Regions from separate parts of the Homo sapiens genome. Here region 2 is linked to region 1. A link is a contact called in ENCODE Hi-C data. All regions are on one chromosome and are shown on one strand. Each heading gives the region's core, a stretch centred on a gene start or an enhancer-like site at or near the end of the contact. The rest is flanking DNA. Distances are from core to core; before and after follow the strand shown. Region 1 has its middle 44 kb from the start of LINC02577. Region 2 has its middle 60 kb from the start of NAMPT-AS1.

The links. Hi-C counts contacts between places; a loop is a spot of excess contacts on that map. Pooled maps may share reads with other maps.
Region 2: a loop to region 1 is called in a pooled map, with 3 times the contacts of the local background. The contact joins two enhancer-like sites. A Hi-C loop is called at or near these places in 3 of 37 single-sample maps with no recorded cell type and 9 of 50 pooled maps.

What each region holds. Positions count from the first base shown.
Region 1 is chr7:106,728,135-106,733,488 of GRCh38, reverse strand. No RefSeq gene overlaps it. Among named protein-coding and RNA genes, the nearest start is that of LINC02577, 44 kb to the left of the region's middle. RefSeq lists an enhancer at 2,000-2,049. Within about 2 kb of position 3,313, at least 5 of the 41 ENCODE cell types and tissues checked have a DNase peak (open chromatin) inside an H3K27ac peak, as active enhancers do.
Region 2 is chr7:106,342,474-106,347,881 of GRCh38, reverse strand. No RefSeq gene overlaps it. Among named protein-coding and RNA genes, the nearest start is that of NAMPT-AS1, 60 kb to the right of the region's middle. RefSeq lists an enhancer at 546-1,745. Within about 2 kb of position 1,846, at least 4 of the 41 ENCODE cell types and tissues checked have a DNase peak (open chromatin) inside an H3K27ac peak, as active enhancers do.

The sequences.
Region 1 (5,354 bases), core at 2,064-4,563:
CTTTTTCATTTCACAAAACTGAAACTTTATACATGTTAAACAACAATTCCCTATGTTCCCCCTCTTACCAGCCCCTGCCAACCAACATTCTACTTTCTGTATCCATGCATTTGGCTACTTTAGATAACTCATATGTGTGGAATCATACAGTATTTGTCTTTTTATGACTGTCTTAATTCGCTTAGTATAATGTCTTCCAAGTGCATCCATGGTGTAGCACGTGACAGGATTTCCTTCTTTTAAAAGGTGAAATACTATTTCATTTTCTGTATATAACACATTTTGTTAGTCCATTTATCTGTGGATGGACATTCAAGTTGCCTCCACCTCTAGGCTATTGTGAATAATACTGCAAGGAACATGGCCATCCAAGTATCTTTTTGAGATCCTGCTTTGAATTCTTTCGGAAAAATGTGTTTTTTCAAAAACCCATTGCTGGCCAAATAAAATATAGCTTCTAGCCAGAGGCAGACTGTAAGATGCCAATTTACAATTCCTGTTATTTTTAATGTATTTTGTATAATGGGGACAATAGAAAGGCAGTGATAGCCCTGACAAAGAACAGAAAGCTCTGAGTCCAGTAGGATGAGAAGGAGTTATCCAAATGAAGATGTCTAAGGGCAGTTGATACCAGACAAAGTGAGCAGTATTAAGAAGAAAGTATGGGAGCAGACAAATGACTGGAGATGTCTGAATCTCGGCTGAAAGTGATGACAGTGATGAGAGGCAGGATGGTGGTGTTAGTAGTTTGCAAGGTGAATATCATTGAAATTAAATGTCTTTGAGAGTATCATCACTCATATTCCAGGGTCAAAGGAGTCTTTAGGTGGGCAAAGGTGCTAAGCCAGGCATCAAAGCTCCAAAAGAGCAGAGCAGAGCAGAGAGAACAGACACCAACGACAGCAGCAAGCAATTGTGGATGAAATTATCAACTAAGGGAGTTTCACATGGGCATGAGGCGATAATCAAGATTTGACAATAGGGAGAAAGGTTAACACGGTCTTTGGGAGGAAGTGCTCTGAAAGAAACTTCGCTGGGCAAAGCAGAGCTCTGGCAAATTGAGCTTCACCCAATCTTGTCCTGCAGAGAAGCCAAGTCTCCACTGAATACAAAGAGACACACCCTTCTGCCTGGACGGTATCAGTAGGTAGGAGAAAGGATCATGAGGGAGAAAGGATGGGGTCAGAAATGTATGATATGGGAGTGTTTTGGTGGCGAGTTGTGGGGTGGAACCTCTTGTGGTATCCCTCGGTGGTGAGATGGACCTCCCACACAAAATTTGGTTTAGATGTCAAGACTCATGATGCCACACATACACAAAGAGGGGATGGAAGGTTTATTGCACATGTAATGAGGTTTTCTAGAGGGAACAGGGCAGGCTCCCAAGCAGATCTGAAAATGCCTTGAAAGAGCAGGGAGGGGAAACCTCCCTGCTTGGGGTTTTATAATAGTTAGGGAGTGAGGCTGGGTTGCTGGTTTCCTCATGCTGGCCAACGTTTGTATGGTTTGAATTTCCCATCGGTGCCAAAGGAGCACCAAGGCTTTTTTTCTTTTTTCTTTTTTTAAATTTTTTTTTTTATCAGCTTGCTTGGATGTGGGGCACAAAAGGAAGGAGGCGTGGCAGGGCTTGACAGCTGTCAGCTGTTAAACATCAACAATGGAGTCAGACTCCTTATTATTGAGTACTAGAGAGCACTGGTGAGCCTGAACCTCAAGATAATTAAAACCACAGGGCTGCCCATAGGACATGCACTTAATTCCTTAGAGGAAGTCGGTAACCAGTGACTGTAGAGGCCAAGACTCTATAGCCTATGTGAAATTTTGGGACTTTTGTAATTTTCCATGTTTCTCATTTGTATTATTTTCTATTTTCTGTTGGGGTTATTACAAAAATTCACATAACAAAAAGGGCCAATAATCTTGTCATCTGGGATCGTGTGTGTACACATATGCACATGTATGCATTTATAGTGTGTTTGTATGCTGGATATAGCTGATTGGCACTCAGCCATTTCCAGCTCTTTTTTTGAATGCTGGAAACCACGTTTCCCTGACTCCTTTGGATGAATTTATTAAATACGCTTTGTTTTACATGTAGAAAGCAGAAGTGAAACAGAAGCCACCTTCCTTCTATTGTCTGTTTTTCTGTGTGTGAACAAGATCTTGGACCATCTCCAAGATCTCACGTTTTTCTGAAGTGGTGTTCTAGTGTTCAGACATTAGCTTCATAGATGGTTATAGGCAGTTGTGGTGTGGCAGCAGTAGCTTCTCGATCCTGACTTTCTGATCCTGGGACACAGCTATCCTTGTGGGTTCATGAACTCAAAAGTTCCAGTGTCAGCCTGCTGGCTACTCACCATCCTGATTGCTGCAGAGCAAGTAGCTTGCCTGGATAGTCAGTTCTGCATTGTTCTAGGAGTTATTCCTGGGGGCCCAACCTTGAGCCTGCTCCTCCAGCCATTCTAGTTCATATGTAAACACCCAATTTCCTTTATTAAATTCCTTTGTGCTTAATACAAATAGATAGGTTTCTATATTTTGCCCTGAACCTTTATTATCATTGTATGTTTGTGTTAGTAGAGGGGACTGGTATGGGGGCAATGAAAATGGGGGGATGATGCTCAGCTCTAAACCTTTCTATGACATAGGGGGGTATAGGGACCCTACAGGTGAGAGAATGGTGGCCTCAATGGAAAGATTAGCTGGGACCTGAGAAGATCTTCTGGATCAGAGGGGGAATGCAAGGAAAAGGCGTTTGGGGTTCCCAGAAATCCTCCCTCTGACTCTACTGAACTTGGGGCTACAAAGAAAGTAGGTCTTAGGTGAATTTCTTGAATCAGTAGTTAATTGTGTTTAGTATCTTATTTATTGTTTTGCGTATGCATTGTTTTCATTCTAAATTTCTAGAAGCTTATTCTCCTAAGTAGTTTTTATACTCTCAGTGTAATCATAGTACACTTAGAAAACCCCAATTTCTTTTTCTTTCCTTTTTTCATCCATAGGTGAGAGGTAACTTGAGTATGGTCTCCATTGAAACTCATACGCCTATCCCTAAATTTAGTAGAAAAAGAAAGAAACTTACTTAGGGCAAACATGGTGACAATTTCCAAGATGATTAAAGTAACACTGAGGCCTTAATGTATCATACAGTGCTGGCAGGGGAAGTAATTCTTTCATTCAATTCAACAAGTACTTGTGAGGTGTATTAAGCTTTGTCACTTCCTGGGCCTCCACCCCCTCTCCCTCTTCTCCAGCTTAGCCACTCACTTTCATGACACACCTTGGAACCTGTCATCACCTGGAACTGTACCACCTCTGCAGTCTTTACCTCTGATGTACCATTATCTGATTATAAACTCCTACTTGGCAGATGGATTTGCCTTCTATTTCAGTGAGGAAGTTGAGGTTTCTAGTTGGGAATTTCCTCAACTTTTTGACTTCAGCCAATGACCTTATTTAAACCCATAACCTGATATCCATAACCACTTCTTTTACTCAGTCTTAAATCAATAATTTAAAAAAGTTTTTATTAACACATAATTCAGATAACATACAATTTCCCCATTTAATGCGTACAATTCACTGGTTTTTAGTATTTTCACAGAGTTGTGCAACCATCACCACAATAAATTTTAAATCATTTTCATCACCACAAAGAGAAATCCCTTGGCCATCCGTCCTCATTCCCCCATTGCTCCTAGCTCTAGGAAACCACAAACCTACTTTCTTTCTCTGTGAATTTCCATATTCTGGACATTAAATATAATGGAATAATACAATATATAATCCTTTGTGACTGTCTTTTTTCACTTAACATAACGTTTTCAAGGTTCATCCACACTGTGTCATGTATCAGTTCTTCATTCCTTTTTGTGGTTGAATAATATTCAAGTGTATGCTTATGCCACATTTTATTTATACATTCATTAGTTGATGGACATTTGGGTTATATCTAACTTTTGCCTATTATTAAGAATGCTACTATGAATATTCACACACAAGGTTTTATGTGGACATATGTTTTTATTTCTCTTGGGTATATACCTAGGAGGGGAATTGCTGAGCTGTATGGTAGCACTATATTTAATTATTTGAAAAATTGCCAGACTGTTTTCCAAAAGATGTACTATGTTACATTTCCATTAGGAGTGCATGAGAGTTCCAATTTCTTTGCATTTTTGCTAACTTGTTATTATCTAACTTTTTGATTAGAACCATCATAATCTGCATGAAATAGCAGCCCATTGTAGGTTTGATTTGCATTTCCCTGAGGCTAATGAAGTTGATCATTTTTTTCATGTGCATATTGGCCATTTATATATCTTTTTTGGAAAAATGTCTATTCAGGTTCTTTGCTTTTTTGAAAATTATTTGTCTTTTTATTGTTAAGTTGTAAGGGTTCTTTATATATTCCACACACAAGTCCTTCATCAGATATATGATTTGCAGAAATTTTCTCCCATCCTATGGGTTGCCTTTTTAATTTCTTAATTGTGTGTTTTGAAGCAGGAAAGTTTTTTTTTTAAATGCTATGATATCCAATTTACCTATTCTTTTTTGTTGTTGTTGCTTATATGTTGGGTGTCGTAGCTAAGAAATCATTGCCTACTACAAGGTCATGAAGATTTACCTCTGTTTTTCTAAGAAGTTTATAGTTTTAGCTTTTACACTTAGTTATTGGATCCTATTTGAGTTGATTTTTATACAGATGTGAGGTAGGATCTAACTTCTTTTTTTTCAGATTGTGTCAGCACCATTTATGGAAAGACTTTTATTTTCCCATTGAATTGATTTCCCTTGTTGGAAATCAATTCAATGGGAAAAAATTTCCCTTGTTGGAAATCAATTGACAGTAAGTGTGAGTTTACTTATAGATTTTTAATTTCATTCTATTAATCTGTATGTCTTATCTTATGCCAATACCACACTGTCTTGATTACTGTAGATTTTGTAGTAAGTTTTGAAATGGGGAAGCGTGAATCCTCCAACTTTGTTGTTTGTTTTCAAGGTTGTTTTAGCTCTTCTGTTTCTTGCGCTCTCATATAAATTTTAGGATCAGATTATTGGTCCAGAATTTTGATGGGAATTGTGTTGAATTTGTAGATCAGTTTGGGGAGTATTGCCATCTTAACAATATTAAATTTTCCAATCCATGAACATGAGGTGACTTTCCATTTATTTAGGTGTTCTTTAATTTCTTTCAGCAATGTTTTGTATTTTTCAGAGTATAAGTTTAGTACTTCTTTTGTTAAATTCATTCCTAAGTATTTTATTCTTTTTCATGCTATTGTAAACAGATTTTGTTTTCTTAATTTCATTTTTAGTGTATTCATTGCAAATGTATAGAAACACAA
Region 2 (5,408 bases), core at 597-3,096, 380 kb after region 1:
TCAGTCAGAGAAATCATTAGACAAAATTTTGGGGATTTGCTCTCTGTTTCTTTCTCTTTGGGAATTCTCCAACTCTCTCCATCAGCCATGGATTCCCCTACCAGAGAGATGGTGGGTTTTCTACTGATGCTTCTACCACACTGCCACTGTGCACACTCAGTGGGTTGCACTGAGACCAAGGCTAGAAGCCACAGACACAGGGCACTTACTTCATACTGCTTCCTCTTCCAAATATTTATTCTTTGCCAATGTCTTTCTGCTTCTGTTCTCTCTCTAGTGCCTTCAAGTAGTTGCTTTTTGCTTTATGTTTAGGTTTTATAGTTGTTTTACTGCAAGGGAATTTTTCACAAGGGTCTTATTCCATCATCACTTGAATCGGAAGTCCCTCTCAGTTACCTTTTAAATTCAAGAATCTTGTCACTCAAAGTCAAAACATTTTCTCCAGGGCCTTGCAGAGACTTGTTCACATAATGAAAAATGTCCGCTGAGAAGGCAACTTTTTGTAGCCATTGTTCATCAAAACACTTAACGAAACTTGCCCAGTATGATATTGAAAGTACTTTTGAATTTCATCTTTTAGCTCAAACACCCTGTTGAAAATGCTTCCTCTGCTGAGCCACCAAATTTCTGTGTATAGCAGGATATTTCTGTGGCCTTTATCGACACCTTTTCAGTTTTAAAAGTATTCTCAAGTTAGCCTTTATATAACAAAGATAGCCATTTTGTAATATTATCTAAAACTTTCATTTCATCTCCAAGAATGTTTGACATTCTCTTTGAAGAAGCCAATGTGTTGTGAAAATGTGAGAAACTTTTTTCATTTAATAAGATGCAAAAGCTCTCATAGAACCAAATTTGACAGAGCACTATCAGTGTTCATGTCAATGTAGTTCTTAGACCTTTTGTTTATAGATATGAAGGCCAAACATTAATTATATCTTGGCCTTTCCTTGTTATGGGCCACTCTTTGTTTTCTTGAATTTCACAATTACTTGCAAATCTTACAAATGCTAAGTATGACATTTATTGGTGAAATCCCCTGACTCATCAACCTAGAAAAGGAAGCTGCGGTTTTTCAGGGTATGTCACAAAACCTCTTCAAAGTTGTGTGACGTGTCATCAATACTTCACCATATGACACTGTTTGAGGCTGTGGAACCTTTTCAGTTTCTTGTAGTGCATCTTTTCCTAGCCTTTGATTCACAGTAATTTTACATGATCACATTGTTAGCCTTACCAACTGTGTGACTTTTCCTGTTTAAGACAGTAAGTTCTGCTACTAAATAACTTGCTCCCTGGTCCTTTTCACTGAATGTACCTGTTTCTTGTTTGTTTGTGTGTTTGTGTGTTTTTAACAAGAGTTACTGTTTGTTTTAAGATTCTAATAGCTGCTTAAAGTAATCAGCATCTTTACTTCTCGAATACCTATGACTTATATTTAAGGGTTTTTGTTTTGTTTGGGTTTTCTTTTTTTTTTTTTATTGGAGCCATTCCCACATCTCTAAGTTGTTTGACATAGCAGGGATTGGCAAATGACAGCCCATGGGCCGAACCTCACCAGAGGCCTGCTTTGGTACAGCCCTCAGGGCTAAGATTGGCTTTTACATTTTTAAAGCATTTAAACAAGCAGACAAAGACAAAGAAGAATATGTGACAGAGACTACATGTGATCTGAAAAACCTAAAATATTTGCCACCTGCCTCTTTACAGAAAAATCTTGCTGGCCTCCTCACATGGATGATTCTCAATAAAATAAGAAAATTTGGATAATCAGCCTATAGAAGCTCCTTGGTAAGGGTCTTTCATCATAAAGATGGACTTTTTCTGTGTCCTTTGTTCCAATCACACAGGAAAATGACTCAGAAGGTTATAATTCATCATCACTACCCTTATCAGGGTTATCCCCAGGCCTAAAATTTTCCTCTTCCATCTCACATCTCACCTTCAAAAATTACCACATTGGGTTATCAAACATGTTTATAAAATACAAACATGAGTTAAGTGTAAAACATAAGAGCATAGTAAAATTTAAAAATCCCCCCAAACTCATCAATCACTGGAGAAATCACTTTTAGTCTTTTTCAACCTATGTTTTGCCATGTTTGTAACCACAACAAAACTGGGGGCAGGAGGTGGGGCAGGGTGCAGCTGAGCCTTTAGAATGAAAATTAAATTTCCCCTCATTTTTAGTTATACTAGCAAAGCTTGTTTGGTCCTGTGAGTCATCCTGTAGTGCATAAGGGGAGTTTAGGGGAAATAGTTAGAGAAGGAAAAACTCATGTCATCCATTTACCACCCCTCTCGTCTGTGCAATATAGCACTCATCAGTTACCAGTAACCTCCCATAGCTTGCATCATAAACCAAACTGGGCACAAACAAATACAATCCTATTGCACACTGCCACAATGGGGCTGAAAGACCCCGAATGAAATTGCTGACATGTCTGCTTAGCCACTATCTATCCTCAAAGTATGCAAACTTCGAAAGTTGATGTCTAGGTTTTAAATCAAAATCTCTTACAAACCCCTAGTGATGACATATTGAACTTTAAGGTTTTGTGGAAACCAAATTGAGAAACATTGGACCAGAGTCTCTGTATTCCAAAAGATTATCTTTCATTTGTATAATCTAAAACTCCCTTAAGTCTTATTCTTCTCCAAAACTCAAAGATCTACCCTTCTTCAAAGATAAATTTAATAATCACTGGCAGAATTAAAACAGATTGTTCTCACTCTCAGCCATCAATATTTTGGAAAACATCAAGTGCGGAAGTAAGCATCGTGACTCTGTTACAGTAACAGCTCAAATATCCGGAAGAATGTGGTAAGTCTATAAACACGTTACCACTAAAGTGCTCTCAGAGTCCATGGGGAAGTGAGATCACTAGATAGAGGAAATCAGGAAGGGTGTCATAAGTGAGGTAGCACTTACCACAGATCTCAGGGAAGGGAAGCACTTCTATGGTCAACATGACAGGAAAACATTTAGAATGCAGAGAATACAATTTCTAAAAGCATGGAGGCAGAAATTTATGGAGCAGGTTAGAACAATAGTATGTGGTCCCATTTGGCTAAAGTATAGGTGACATGTAGCGGGGAAGGGAAAGGAATATTGTATTAATAAAGTGCCATGAAGCCTGAATGACAGCCGGAAGGCCTACAATGCTAAGATAAGGAGTTTGATTAAGTCGTGAGAGCTATTGGAGGTTTCTGAGCAGTAAGATGACATAACCTCATGAAAAGTATGAGATATGATTAATATAAACCCATCCCATATTGTGCCCCTTTGTAAGCTACCTGTACGGAAGAATGTGAATTGTTTCTGGCAGGATTTTTGTTGAATATATACCTTTTCTTTCATTTTCTCCAGTGAGCAGCAACACACCCTTGTAAGACAGCTGGTAGGGTTAGGAGTATTGCCTATGTCAGTGGAACGAGTTCCTCTGTCTCAGAACAGATGGAAAGCATCACAGAAGTAGGAACAGAATGAGGCCCACAGATGGCAGAGTGGTCAGGATTTGTCAAATTCTCATTAATGTATCAAACCCCCACATGGAAAAGCATAGATCCTTGTATAATCTTTGTGTGGTACTTCTGTCTGAAGAAACCCTATAAAAGCAAAAAATTACTCTCCCATGACATTACAGAAGGGAGCTGTTTGTAAAAGCGTTGGTTTCTTCAGAGGTTGGGGTCCACTGATGCCTGGCTCTAGCTTTCTCCTGCCAAGCTGCCTAATTTTGCAATTCCAGCTCAGGCTCAAATAAAACCATGCTCCAGGGTTGCCATCTTGAAGGAAGGAGACTTCATTCTGGAATCTTTGTGATGACATAGGTAAAGCACTAGAAAGGGTAGTAGATCCATGAAGAGACCAGAAGGATAAGTACAAGAAGACAGATATGCTTTACAAATAAGGACTCTCCAGGATGAGATACAGACTGTGAGCAGGCAGATAGAACATTACATAAACGTGAAGGAGATCATGGGATGGCCACCAACTCCTAAAGTGTTAGGATGAAGTGGACAGCTCTGAAAGCTTAAAAACTGCTAAAATTGATTAATTTTAAAAACTGTTGGTTTTACATTCTGTATGACTCAATATATGTAGGAATCTTGAGAAATATCAAGAAAACACAATGAAGAGATTAAGAGTAGAGAGGTTAGGAGCCACTGTGTCCTTGCCAAACAGGCAGAGTAGGAAAACAGGAAAATATTGAGGGAGGAATATAGGCATATACTACCCTGTCACAGTCAGGCTCTAGGATGCCTGCATGATCTTCACCTCTTACTATTCGTGATCATCTGAAGTCTCCTCCTACATTGAATCAGAGGTGGTCTGTGCAACCACTTGATGGAGAAGACCATGTTTAACTTCTGAGGATAGGTCATAAAAGTCACCACAGCTGTTGCTTTGTTCTGCTGGACCACTCTTTCTGGGAAGCCAGCTACCATACTGGAGGGAAGCTCAAGCAGCCCATTGGAGAAGAACCCATGAGAAATAGTGAAAGCCTCCCACCAATAGCAAGCACCAACTTGCCAGCCATGTGACTAAGCCAATTTTGAAGCCACTCCACCTCCAATCGAGCTTGCAAATTGTTACCACTGGAGGGTGTCCAGATTCTTAGTGTCTTGAACAAAGAATTGGACAAAATACACAAACAAAGCAAGGAAACAATGAAGCAACAAAAGCAGAGATTTTTTTAAAATGAAAGTACACTCCACAGGGTGGGAGCAGGAGCAAGCATAGGGTCTCAACAGTGCGATTACAGAATTTTCTGGGGCTTAAATACCCTCTAGAGATTTTCACTGGTTACTTGGTGTAAACCCTATGTAAATGAAGAGGATGAATTCAAGTTACAAAGTCATTTACTAGGTGTATGCCCTATGTAAATGAAGAGGATATTTCCTGTCATCACTGAAGTGTTTTCCTTTGATTTAGTTCTAATAAGTCCTTAGGTTCCCTGCCTCCAGGCCCTATTCTCCTGTCTTATTTCCCCCCAAAAGATGTGATCCCCATAAATCTTTATGGGAGGCAGAGGGACTGACGGTCTTTCTTCTGTAACTGCTTCATGCTGGCTCAGGGTGTAGTCCCTACCCATTGTGGATCACAGAACTCTTGTCCTGCTCTGTCTAATGGAGACAGGGTAGCTCCTTAATGACCAGGGGTGGTGTCTTCACCTGGAACTGACTGGAACCTTTGTCACATGATCATCTGAAGCTTGATGGTCTCTAGGAGAGAGGAAATGAATTTGGTTAAAAGATTTAATGGGAACTTCAGGAGGTAGATACTTATGCTCTCAGGAATGTTTGTTATAGAGATTTACAGGAGAAAAACAAAACCTCTTCTCTTCTAGGATCCATGTGTAATATGGTTTGACTGTGTCCCCACCCAAATCACATCTTGAATTCCC